Regions from separate parts of the Homo sapiens genome. Here regions 1 and 2 are each linked to region 3. Evidence: chromatin contacts called from ENCODE Hi-C or POLR2A ChIA-PET data. All regions are on one chromosome and are shown on one strand. Each heading gives the region's core, a stretch centred on a gene start or an enhancer-like site at or near the end of the contact. The rest is flanking DNA. Distances are from core to core; before and after follow the strand shown.

What was found. A loop is a pair of places that touch in the nucleus more often than their neighbours do. ChIA-PET counts read pairs that join two places held with the same protein, here RNA polymerase II (POLR2A). Pooled maps may share reads with other maps.
Region 1: a loop to region 3 is called in a map of mammary epithelial cell, with 2.1 times the contacts of the local background. The contact joins two enhancer-like sites. A Hi-C loop is called at or near these places in 1 of 168 maps with a recorded cell type or tissue (mammary epithelial cell). POLR2A ChIA-PET finds 5 or more read pairs at or near these places in 2 of 52 experiments (A549 and CD4-positive, alpha-beta T cell).
Region 2: a loop to region 3 is called in a map of HAP-1, with 3 times the contacts of the local background. The contact joins two enhancer-like sites. A Hi-C loop is called at or near these places in 7 of 168 maps with a recorded cell type or tissue (CD4-positive, alpha-beta memory T cell, Caco-2, GM12878 and 3 more), 11 of 37 single-sample maps with no recorded cell type and 15 of 50 pooled maps.

The regions. Positions count from the first base shown.
Region 1 is chr7:17,092,775-17,096,781 of GRCh38, reverse strand. The region is part of intron 1 of LOC124901596 (a long non-coding RNA gene); the gene reads left to right. Among named protein-coding and RNA genes, the nearest start is that of AHR, 200 kb to the left of the region's middle. RefSeq lists a cis regulatory region at 1,698 and an enhancer at 1,626-1,770. Within about 2 kb of position 1,606, at least 2 of the 41 ENCODE cell types and tissues checked have a DNase peak (open chromatin) inside an H3K27ac peak, as active enhancers do.
Region 2 is chr7:18,315,367-18,319,769 of GRCh38, reverse strand. It overlaps a transcript of HDAC9 not described here. Among named protein-coding and RNA genes, the nearest start is that of HDAC9, 180 kb to the left of the region's middle. Within about 2 kb of position 2,174, at least 2 of the 41 ENCODE cell types and tissues checked have a DNase peak (open chromatin) inside an H3K27ac peak, as active enhancers do.
Region 3 is chr7:17,678,861-17,683,304 of GRCh38, reverse strand. No RefSeq gene overlaps it. Among named protein-coding and RNA genes, the nearest start is that of LINC02889, 120 kb to the right of the region's middle. Within about 2 kb of position 2,309, at least 8 of the 41 ENCODE cell types and tissues checked have a DNase peak (open chromatin) inside an H3K27ac peak, as active enhancers do.

The DNA of each region.
Region 1 (4,007 bases), core at 357-2,856, 590 kb after region 3:
GAACAAGCATCCTTTGGAGGATATTATCATAAAATGTGAAATGAGGGTCTCATATCATTTATTTTGATTATCCAATCCTATTTGGTGGATGAAAAATTACAGAATGGGGAAAGGAAGGGAAGCCGATTTCTTTAGCCTCCTGAATTCTTCAGTTAAAGCAGGTGCAAAGAAAAGGTGTGTTTTGTTACTCAACACTTCTATCCACTCAAGAGCCCATGAGAGAATTGAAATCCCTGCTTACCTTCCTGACACACAGAAGCTTAAAGCAAGTTGCAAGGCTTTGCCACATAGTAATCTGTGCAAATCAGAAAGATTAGCTCATGTAAGACTTCTAACAAGAAAAGGCAGCTACAGCTTTTTTTTCTTTTTTTCCAAATTGAAAAAACTATTAAGGATGATATTTAGAAAGATAATTGCTTCTATTTCCCATTTAGATGTTTGCTTCCAAAACCCCTTCAAATACATCTCTTATTTTACATCTAGTATGGAGTGGTTGGGTACTTTACATATTGATTAGCATGTTTCCAGTGCAGTGTTTTCTTAAAACACATTACAATCCTGTCCTTGATGCCCAGAGCTGGTGAGGAAAGCTGGATGGAGATCTACTGCTGCCAAGAGCACCGCACATTGATGGCTCTTGGAAATAGCAGGCACATGCCCACAGCCACCACTTCCTCCCAACCCACAAATGAATGCTTTATATATTAGGGAATTTCAGAATTCTTATTTCTGGCTTCACTTGAAATGATATGAAGACTCAGCAACACTAAGCTTGCGTTCATCTTTGATGACAATGAACTAGAGCTGATTAGTGGCTGCCTCAGTGGCTACTGTCATCACCCTTCACCCTGTCTAGCACTGTAAGAATTTTAATTTGCAAAACAAAGCCTTGGCATATCACAAGTAATATATGTCACAATAGATTTCCTCTTAGGTTCTAACTCTATGGAATCTACCTCTGAGTGAATATTAAGTCAGTCTTTCATCAAGAAGTATTTGTTGAATGAATATGTTATTGCCCTTGATTTACCTATGAAAACATTTTGTGGTGCTTCTGCTTGATCCAAAACATGAAGCAAGTACACTGTAAACCTTAAAAAATAAAGTTCTTGCCTGAGCCTTCCTAGCAATTACAGTATGAACCTCATTAGTTATTTCATTATCATAAATTCTCATTTTTTGTCCTCTTTCCTGTATATTGATCATGTCTACCCAATGAAACTGTAGCTCATCAAAGATCAGGATGTTTGTCTTACATCTTCATGATCCTCCACGGTGGTTTGCACATGGCAATCATGGGATAAATGCATATGCATTTATTTAAAAGCTTATGTGAAGCAGAAACATCCCAATATCGTCCAACTGTAATGACGGTGCATTGTCTGAGACCATCCTCCTCTGCCTTCTCTTCCTTTATAGGAATAATCCAGGGCTGAATCACACAAAGCAATGCCAACCAGTTTTTCTAGATGTGTCTTCTATTGGCTTTTTTCCCTCAAATCACAAGCAAGGCTCCTTTGAAGCAGGCCCTGCCAGAGGCATGATAATGATCAGGCTGAGATTATAATGAGCATGCAGCGTTGGAACACAGCACTGGTTACTGGCACTTACATGTTCACACCAGGCTCTGCCAAACCACATGTGCTCCAATACAAGGAGCTTCCTCTCAAACACTGGGCAGGCTCACAGGCTGCTCACGCAAGGAGATGAATCAAGAGCCCTGAAGGCAAGTAATAAACTCCCCTCTTCTTGGCATAGGCCATAGTCTAAAATGGATACAAATTGATTCCACAAACATAGATAATGATCTAAAGTGAATGCACCTAGACTCTCCCCATTGAAAAAGGAGCCATTAATAGATTGAAGTTGACTAGGTAGAAATGGAAATTTTACTCTTGGTTCAATGGGTTTAGGCAGTATGTGGCCATGGTCCCATAAATATAACATGATGACGTGGGCAAGTGGGTTTAAGAAATCTAGCCTTTTTCCTGATACTTTATTTTTGTCTTATCTTGTGCTGGTACAGTACATGGTATATTGCAAGTGCCCAACGACTGCTGTTGGATGGAACTGTCACTTTATTGTTAATAGTTACAATACTTAAATAGAATCTAAATCCTCATACTAAAAAAAAGAATTGTCAGCTTTAGAGAAGGCAAGCGGTTGCTGGTGAAAAATACTATAACTACATTCATACATAATCTAAAACAAGATGATTTTAAAATCAAAATGGTATTGTTTCATCATAAGTAAAAACAGGGAAAAAGATTATATTGATGCTCCCTTTTACTGCCTAGGTCTGTTGGGAGTTTTACTGAGTTTCTCGTGGGATATTAGCAATGCTGTTTGAATATGGTTTAATCACATTAGAGTAACACATGCAGTGATAATTAGTTCAGTAGGTAAGTGATTAATACAATAAGAGAAGAAATATTTATGTGGGCCTGGTTCTCATAATTTCTTTTCCCCTGTATAACCCACCACTGGCAATTCTAGAGTGACTTACATGGAAAAGAAACAAAGTGACAAGACCTCACATGCATTTGTGTCCAGTGAGTTATAAGGCTTGCCATCAGTGTTAATAGTAGGAATACCACAATTTTTTAAAGAACTGGTTTTTGATTTCAGTCTAAATTCTACCTCCTACCATCTCATCTAAATACTGCCCCTGTACCCACCTCATTTATGCTCTGAATTTGCCATATTTTAATATCTCTAATGCACTTACATTTTGAAATAACCATCTGTATAAACATTTTCTGTCATATTTACCACAGAGTAGGTGTTCAATAAATATTTTCCAAAAAATTAACAAATGAGAATTTAATATTTTCAAATAAAGTGACCACGTCAAAAATTAAACACATGTTCTTTATTTCCAAGTACACATTTCTGAGGTATCTTTGAGCGTTAGCCCATCTCTCATTCCATCTGAGCATTACTGTCCCATTTCTCAGCTTGGGGAGAAGGGGTAGGGACGTGGGAGGTTCAGGGATAGGGAAGAGTGGGTCTCAAGAAAGAGATACAGATTTGCTTTTCACTATTTTTTTTTGTAACGAAAAAGCAGAAGTTTGATCATTTGTTTTATAGACCACAGTAAACTCTTGATGAACTCAGCTAAAGACTCATTTTCTTGACTCTCTTGGAGTAGCCAAGCAGAAGTCATTGTGTGTGTCTTCCAGGAAGATGCTTTGCTTTGCAGTGGAATGACAGCTGAGAAAGAAGTCCTTTTACCCTTTCCGTCTCCTTCTTCCTCCTGCAGAGACTACAAATGAAGTGGCTAGAACTCACTGAGGCAGTGTTAAGGATGGAAGCTATACAAAGACAAGGGAGAGGAGAGACAGCCCCCTGGTCCACTGACGGCATCATGGGGCCACCATTCCAGCCCTGGATTGGTACCTCTGAGAATTTTTTCAGAGAGAAAAATACATTGTTTCTGCCATCATTATTTAGTGGGGTTTTTCTAAACTATTTATCCAAATCTTTCCTAATCAATACATTATTTTAAAAATTATGCTAAATAATATCAAAATGATCAACTGAGTCTAAATTGCCATGTTAAAATGGCTGTATCTAAATAGCATACATGTTCTACAAAGCTTTTACCTCCTTCATCATTTTAATGCTTACAACATACCCCATAAATCAATTAAAGAAGATATGGTCATATCCATTTAACAAATGAGAATATAAGACTAAGGAGGTTAGGTCTCTTATCCAAGGTTTCTAGCTGGTAAATCAGAGTGCAAATCATCTGACTCTTAGCCCAGGGCTGTTTCCAGTAGAGGAGGTTTGCCAGTTGCCGAAACGAGTGTCAGTTTCAAGAATTCCTACATACGCATTTTAATGATATTCATTATCTACATCCAGATTTCCTCTTTGAGAATGAAATTTTAAGAGCTTAAGCATGTATAAGGAAGATGACACTAAAATTTCTATTGTCACTAAATGATTTTTTTAAAATATTTCTATAAATTCTGAAATCTCTTCTGTAGAAGATATGTATA
Region 2 (4,403 bases), core at 925-3,424, 640 kb before region 3:
AATTTCAATAATATTTAAGCCTAGCTGTAGATGACAAATACATAAGTTGGATGGCTAAAAATTTTTTTGAGGAACACAACAGAAGTGCCTCTTAAATTTAGCCTTTTTTATGTTTTTGTCAGAGCTAAATTACAAGCAATATATTGGTGAGTTTTAAAAGTCAAAAAAGAAAGTAAATTTAGCACAGAGTTTACAATGGCAATTTCTCATTCCAATAATGATGGGGAACTCATAAAATTTAGGCTTTGCAAGAATAGCAGATTTGTTTGACTTATTTTTAAATTTATAGGCGTCAACAAATAACATAGTTTCCAAATATTTGATCTGATTTTTAAAATCTGGCTGGGAATCTGCAAGTTTCCATTTTATTGGTTGCTAGATGAGCTTTTATTTGTAGATACATTGTGCCTAATTTTAAACTGCATTTTGGCTTTATAGTTTATGTTTAAATGCATAAACACAAAAAGAAGGAGATAACTAAAAGATACTTAAGATCTGAAAGGCGATTTTGAAAGTTTTACTGAACCCCAAACAAATCTTCACCAGCAACAGAAACTACTCTAGTTAGTATGAATAAAAAGAAAATACCAGAAAATAAATACCACGAAGTGTTTTTGTTTCAACCATCATGGCGTTTTTAAGATTATCAGCTCAGAACTGTAAAAGCAATCAACAATTACGGTAAATGCTACTACGCTAACAAACATTTAACGTTTGTTTGTATCAGTGCTTGTCACACTACAGGTTACAGAGGAATCCCCCGGAAATGCAGATTCTGACTGAGGAGGTCTGGAATGGGCCTGAGATACTGCATTTCTTGGATCTATCTGCTGTGATACAAATACTGCTGATCCCAGGGCGAGACTTTGAGGAGCAAAAGTCTGTAATGTACTAAGCACTATACTAGTCGTTATGTTTTTACATTTAACCTCCACCACCCTATGATATAGGGAGTATTATCCCCCCTTATCACATAAAGAAACAGAGGAAAAGAGGTATTTCACATAATTCTGTGACAGACCCAAAGTATGAACCCAGGTCTCTTTGAAGCCAAAGCACAGACCTTCTCTGTAATAGTTTACTGCCTTCGTCTCTCAAGAAAAGAATTGATCATCATCAGTAGTTAATGCTACTTACTAGCAACTTGCTAATTCATGATGAATTGATTCAAATCAACAATAGAACAGTTTAAAAATCCAGATGCTGAGGCCCCACTCCACTTTACTTCTTTTTCCATGAATGCAGTAGGAATTGTCAGTTCTAAATATTTTCACCATCTCCACAGGTGACTCCAGGTATCACTGAAGTTATTCATTAGTTATTGCTGTCTGTAGTTATCGTTGAAACAAATGCCATCTGCATTCCATTTGTTATTGAAAACAGTAAGTGTGAGGTGTGGTTGCTGATCAAGCTGATCACCAAGATGGAAAGGATTTCATATTTTTTAAAAAGGCAGATGTTTATGTAGCATTTTTGTATTGAATTAAAACATACAAAATTTAATCTTTCTATTAATCCCTTGGCCTGAGCTACAGTCCTATTGTAATTCTCCCTTACTTCACGAAGGGCTCTGATCCAAGAGATGCTGGCGTATCTTGCAGCTGCAAGTAAAAAACCATCCCATTCTAACACCTCCCTAGGAGGCCAGGACACTGGGATGAACCAGGCTCTGATATAATTCTTTTCCTCTCTCTTTGATGCTGTTTTGATGGCAAGCACATGTCATCAAAAAATATATGATTAGTCAGAGCTCCTACAGGCAACCATTATCATATTTTCTGGAGTTTAAGTAGGGCAAGACTCTCTTCCCATTTCCACTCTTACCAACCATTTTAAAGAGCCTGTATACAGGCCATTTATGCAAGACAGAGCAATAAAATTTATGAAGAACTTTTGGCAACACGGATTTCTGTTAGACTACTAAGTATTTCTGTTAGACTACTTTGGTAACACAAAAGTAGTCTAACAGAAACAAAACACAAAGGATTGCCTTACACCATAGATTTACAGATTTTCCCCAAAGTAGAAAGTCCCATCCCCCGAAACAATTCCACAGGTGGCCAGAGGCTTTTCACTGCCTTGACACTACTTTAGGCAGCAGTTGATTTAGCAGTTATCAGAGAACACAGATATGGCACAAGCACGGCATGCCATCAGTAACAACTGGAGCCAGTTACTCAACTCACGTTTGGGAAATACATACGTGAGTCATAGGTTCTACTATTTTTGTCAACATTACAAGTGACGGGATATTCCTATACAGTTTTTCTTCCTATATTTTCAAAAGTCCGTTTTAAGATTCAAATTTATCAGACACAAGTCAAGCATACTTAATTTCAGCATTTTATTATTCAAAATATATTAAGAGCAACGCCCTCAAGATAATAAATTCACTTTTTAGAATAATCAGAGAGCCATGACTAATTATAGCTTTAGTCAAGAAAATCTGGCTGCTAGAAATAAACATATGATACAAAGTTACTCAATCACATCTTTCATTCATTACTACACTCATGAGTCTTTTAATATGGCTGAATTTTTATTTTAATTTAATTAATTTATTTATTTATTTTGAGACAGAGTCTCACTCTGTCACCCAGGCTGGAGTGCAGTGGCGCCATTTATTTATTTATTTATTTATTTATTTATTTATTTATTTATTTATTTATTTATTTTGAGACAGAGTCTGACTCTGTCGCCCAGGCTAGAATGCAGTGGCGCCATCTCGGCTCACTGCAAGCTCTGCCTCCCGGGTTCACGCCATTCTCCTGCCTCAGCCTGCCTATTAGCTGGGACTACAGGCGCCCGCCACCATTCCCAACTAATTTTTTTGTATTTTTAGTAGACACAGAGTTTCACTGTGTTAGCCAGGATGGTCTCGATCTCCTGACCTCGTGATCTGCCTGCCTCGGCCTCCCAAAGTGCTGGATTTATTTTCTTATTTTTTATTTTTGAGACAGAGGCTTGCTCTGTCACCCAGGCTGGAATACAATGGCACAATCTTGGCTCGCCACAACCTCCAACTCCTGGGCTCAAGCGATCCTCCTGCTTCAGCTTCCTGAGTAGCTGAGAATACACCACCTGAGTAGCTGGGTGTGCGCCATGACACCCAGCCAATTTTTTTTTTTTTTTTTTTGGAGAGATCTGGTTTCGCCATGTTGCCCAGGCTGGTCTCAGACTCCTGGGCTCAAGCAATCCATGTGCCTTGGCCTCCCAAGTACGGAGATTATGGGTATGAGCCACCGTACCTGGCAACATGGGTGAATTTTTAATGGAATCTTATTCCAAAGAGGACTCCAAATTTATTTTTTGTCACAATGCAGCACAAAACCATTATAGAATGCATTATTTCCCAATGAAAAGATTCTAAATGCCATATTTCTCAATACTTATACATTATATGTACATATTTCAGCAGACAACCCCAAACTGAGTGCAAAGTTATCAACAGAAATATTCTGTTAATACAAACTTTAACAGCTCCTATTAATAGGAACATTTCTTCTATGCATATTGTGCAGGACCTTGTGACTCAAAGTGTGGCCCTTGAACCAGCACAGTATCATTTCAGAGCTTGTTAGAAATGCAAAATCTCAGGCCTCACCCTAGATCAACTAAATAAAATGAATCAGTGTCTGCATTTTAAAAAGATCTCCAGATGACTTCACAGGTACTTAACATTTTGAGAAAAACTGGTATAGCTCTTATGCAGCTAGGGTGCTTATAGATGTTTTCAGATTTCATTCTCACAACCACCCTATGAGCTAGGTATTTTCACTTTTATCATTACCATTTTAAGGAGAAGAAGAAATAAAACTCAGTAGTAACTTTCCGAAGTCACATAAATAGAAAAAGACAATTGCAAACACAGGTCCATCAGACACTCAGTCTCTAAAGGACTCTCTTCAGTGCAGACACCCAGTTTGTGACTGGCTCTCTTGTGATCTGTGACAGAAGTCATCATCACAAGGATCTGTCCAGGAAGAAAGTCAGTTTAGACTGAGCAGGTAGAGGAAATGCACACTTCCATAAATATGCATCTCTCAACATCCAAAGGTGAGGGTGTCATTCTCCTAGAAACTCCCCCCAACCTCACCAAAGGGGGATGAATTTAATCACTTAAATTATGTAGTGCTGTGAATACTTACATCAAAATAACTCATCCTTTTCTACAGAAATAAATTTCAAGTCTCTGATCCTAGCCTAAAGCCTGTATTTTCCTAGTGCAAATTGGACATCTATTTAGGCTTACAGCAGAGAGGTGTTAACTAATATGCAGTGAAATGAGAGAAAGTATAAAGCACAGAGGTTAAGAGTGTTGACTCACAAGTCCTGCAGCTTGTTTTACCAGCCTGGTTTCATAAGTTATGAGCTCTGTGACCTTGAGCAGCTAATGAGCCACG
Region 3 (4,444 bases), core at 1,060-3,559:
ATGGCAGCTTTTGGGACTTAGAAAGTTTCTGTCACAGAAATGGTTAAAGCCAAGGCTGTAGCAGTTTTGAACAGTTTGGGAGTCTTTCAGACTCGCCTAGAGCCATAGTCCTCAATGATGTCCCCAGGGTAGCTGTATCAGCATCTCCTGGAAGTTAGAAATGCAAATTCTTGGACCCCATCCCATACCTACTGCATCCACAAGTCTGGTGGTGGAGCCCAGCAGTCCGTGTTTTAACCAGCCCTCCAGGTGGTTCTGATACACACCTGAATTGTGAGAACCATCGGCTTAGAGAAAGTTCCAGGAGAGCTTCTGTTCAGTCTTGATATCTCTCGGCTCAGCTACCAAATAGGGCTTTTATAATTACAGAATGATTGAGTGTAAATTCTGTGAGAGTGAGGGGTCACAGCATGCAATAATGCTTGCTCAATTTCAGTGCATGAATCAACGGATGACAAATTAAGAGCCTAATTTGAACTTCCATCCTCATTTGGTTCATTGTGAAAAACTGCTGCTCATAACAGCTTGACAAGTGAACAATGATGCATACATCTGAGCAAAGTATGCTGATGTGTGAGAAGTAGCAGCAGCTATCAGCTTCCTATCAGCTGACTAGTGAAGGTCATAGTGGGACTAATATCCGATGCTAAAGGAATATTCTTTGAGTCTGAGTTGCCTGAATGTCCCCTGTTTTCTTTCTTGCTTTTTCTTTTTAACCTTTTAAAGAGATGGGGCCTCAGTCTGTTGCCCAGGCTGGAAAGCAGTGGTGTAATCATAGCTCACTGTAGCCTTGAACCCCTGGGCTCAAAGGATCCTCCCGCCTCATCCTCCCAACAAAGTGGTAGTACAGGCAAGTGCCCATTCCTTCTTTTCTGATCTCTCCTATTTCTTGAACACAGTGATGTCCTAGTGTTTAGTTACACTACCCCAATACAGCAATCAGTGCTGGTTCACTTACCCAAGATTTATTTTTCTTTTCTTGCATGCTGGCAGTACCCGTTTTGTGCCAATGTCCACCTCTTCTCCACATGAGTCAGATCTGATTTGTCAAAGCCAATTATGATCCTTCCGTTCTCTCAACAGTGACTTGTGGAGGATTGGGCAGGTGACCCAGTTCTGGTCAATAAATTGTGAAGGCACATCTGTTGGTATGTTTCCGTGAAAGCTTTTTCTCATTTTTAAATAAGAGATGCACAAGGGGAAAATGACCCATTCTTTTGGACTTTGGTGTGTCCGGATGTGGTGCTTGGAGCTGAGACAGCTTTCTTGGCATGCAAAGGCATCTTAGGCAGTCCACTGCAGACAGCAAAGTTGAGAGAGTGGAGGGAACCTGGGCCCTGATAGGGTTGCTGAACCATTGAATTAACTGGAGCTGCTTGTATTGGAACTTTTGTTATAAGAGTTAATAAATCTCCTTCAGCCAAGAACTTATTAAATATTAAGTAATTATTATATCTGTTTCTTTCCCTTTATTTTGAAAATGAAAAGGGAATGGTATGATGACATCTCTAAATTTCTTCCAGCCCTAACGATTGGTAATTCTTTGCTTGAAGTGGTTCTGTGGAGTTTCAAGATGCGATGCTTTAGCAGACATGGAATCTGGAGGGGGTGTGCAAACATTGCCTGAGTTAGGGTCGTTTGTGTGAGGTCCAGGAGGTAGAAGCAAGGTAAGGCGGTGCAGTTGAAGCATGAATTCCTAGGGACAGCCGAAGTGCTATGTCCTAGAGCACAGCAAAATCAGAAATCCATAGGAATAGCCAGACATTGAAGATAGTAGCTAGGAATCAGATATAAAACAAATTAGAAAAATTGTGATGAGATTTGCTTGCCAGCAATCAGAGCTCATGGCATGTGTTTAGCCTAGGGCCCTCTCAAGGTACCAAGCATGGATGAAGGGCCAGCAATCTCCTTGGGGACATTACCAGCATCTGGAATCCTTTGGCTACCCAGGTTTACTGAATTTCCTCCCTGGTCATTCATCCCGTGAGCTTCTATGCTTGGCCTGCTGCGTTTCACTGTCTCTGTCAACCTCAGGCAGCTGCTTTTCTTTCCTTTCCAGTTGTCCCTTTACTGAATATTTTCCAAATCTACGTTTCAGTTCTTGGTCTCGAGTGCATAGTAGTGCAATTCTTCAATTTTTTGATGTCCCGAACCTTGGAAAACAGATTTAGGTCAGCCACAAAATACAATAAAATGATGTTTACATTGGTTTCTCACATTTTTTAATCAACATTGCCACCTAGTGGTAAAATAATCCTTAAAACTGTGCACAATTATTTTCATTTGGGTTTGGATATTTGATTCAATGTCAAGGATCTTCAAATGGTAAAATTTTGAGCAAGAAGAGACCACAATGATTATTCATTTAAATGTATTGTTTTACACCTAAAGAAATTGAGGCTTAGGGAAAGTCATATGGTAACCAGTGTCTTTTAGGCTCATTAATTATTGCGCTAATACGGTAGGGTCCTCATTCACAGACTATCACTATTTTCCCCCCAGAAATTCTTAATTATTTCCTCTTGAGGTTTTGGTTGATCACTCAGTTTTTCTCCCTTAAGTTTTAAGATGTTCTTACTCAATTTAGCTATTTCCTGGTGGTAAGTAAAAAACAAAACGAAACAAAAACAAACAACAAAAATCAGTTTCAAATGAAGCAAGGTTGTGTATTACATTCTCTCTTTTTGACACATTTGTTTTGTCTTTTTCTCCCAAGTCTTTCTCAAGATGTGTCAATCCATGAGCATGTCTTCCTTTCTTGTGTACATTTAAATACAGGAAAAATATTCTAATACATCCTGTGTTCCATCCAGTCCAGCAGTATTTACACAGTTTTGGGCAGGTCTAGGGTAGAACCAGAGATTCTGAATTCACACCAAGCTTCCCAAAGATGACAAAACTCCTGTTTTGGGCTCACACTTTAAATTGTAAGGCTTTATAGAACAATGACTACATCCTTGAGAACTCAAAATCTTTCTTCAGAATGGATGAGTAAACCGTGTGTTCTGTTTGGGCAAATGAGGAGCACAAGGGGAAATTCCTTTGCCTTAAGCAACGTCTCCGCTGAAGTGGCTAATTCCCTTTTTGGCTGCCATGGGGGTCATGTGCCCTGTGAAACTGCTGCTGCTTGCACTGCTTAACGAGACAAGGTCAGGGAATTTCCCTGCACTCTGTGATGACCATTGACCCTCTCCAGGGGTCCGTGATAACCGGGTCTGGAGAATGCCCTCCCAGGACATTCCAGGAGTGATCCTAGGCTAGGCAGTTGTATTAAAGTTCTAAATTTGGTTGCACATTGGGATCACCTGGAAAGCTTAAAAACATACTAATGTCTGGGTCCTGTCCCTGGATACCAGGGTTTTCAAAGCTCCCCAGGTAATTCCAATGAGTAGCAAGCCTGAGAACCACTGGAAACCTAAAGGCACGTAATGGGCCAAAGGACACCAGCTTGTCCCTCCCCTCCTCTCCTTTCTCCTTGTCACCAGTTTATTCTGAAACAAAGACTTCAGGATGCTGCTGGAAAGGGAATTCAGCTCCTAGCAGCTCTGGCTTTATTTACCCTCTCAGGCCCCTCCTCCCTCCTGCGCCCCAACTGGATGTGCATACTTTTTGAGGCAAGTCCAGTCCCTTCCCAAAGTTCCTAGGGTGGCCTTCATAATGCATTTTATTATGTCACACCCACCTGCTCTGCTAGGCCAGCCGAGGTCATGTGATAAGGCTGCTGCATCCCAAGGAAAGGGTTTCGGCTTTTACAAGGACAAGTGCTGGATCAGCCTGATCTCCTGGGAGTTATGAATCAGATGGTCTGAATGTCCTTGCGAGACTTGTGGAAAGAGAAATGTTATCCAGGTTTTTCCTTCAGAACTTTTCATAGGCGATCCTGGGAGCTCTGACCTAGAACTGAAATGACTTTTGATTTTGAAAATAATTAGAATTAATTTTGTAAGGCTGCTTCTCTCTCTCTCTCTACATATATATATGCTTCTAAATATATATATTTGTAAAATACAGTAATCTATGGGCTAGAAACTGTGATAAGAAGCTATAATAGAAATTTACAGTTAAAGAAATGATGGATAATGTGGGATTGTGGTTAAAGATCAGAAGAAAAATGCTTTGGTTCTCCAATCTTGACTTCTTGCATTAGGTATTTTGCTGGGGGAAGAGAGGGAGGGAGACAGAGAGAGAGAGAAAACTATATATATATATATGTGTTTAACAGGACATCTTTCTCTTGACTCTTCTGTGGTTTTGGCCCTGTTGTTAATCAAACCTTTTCCTTGAAACTGTTTTCTCGGCTTTCATGGTATCGCTACCTCCTGGGTTTTCTTTAACTGCCCCAGATGCTTTTCAGACTCTTATTCTTCTCCATTAAATGTAGAAGATCTCAGGAATTCATCCTTGGCTTCTCTTTTCCACTCCCCTGGGGAGGATATCACCCACA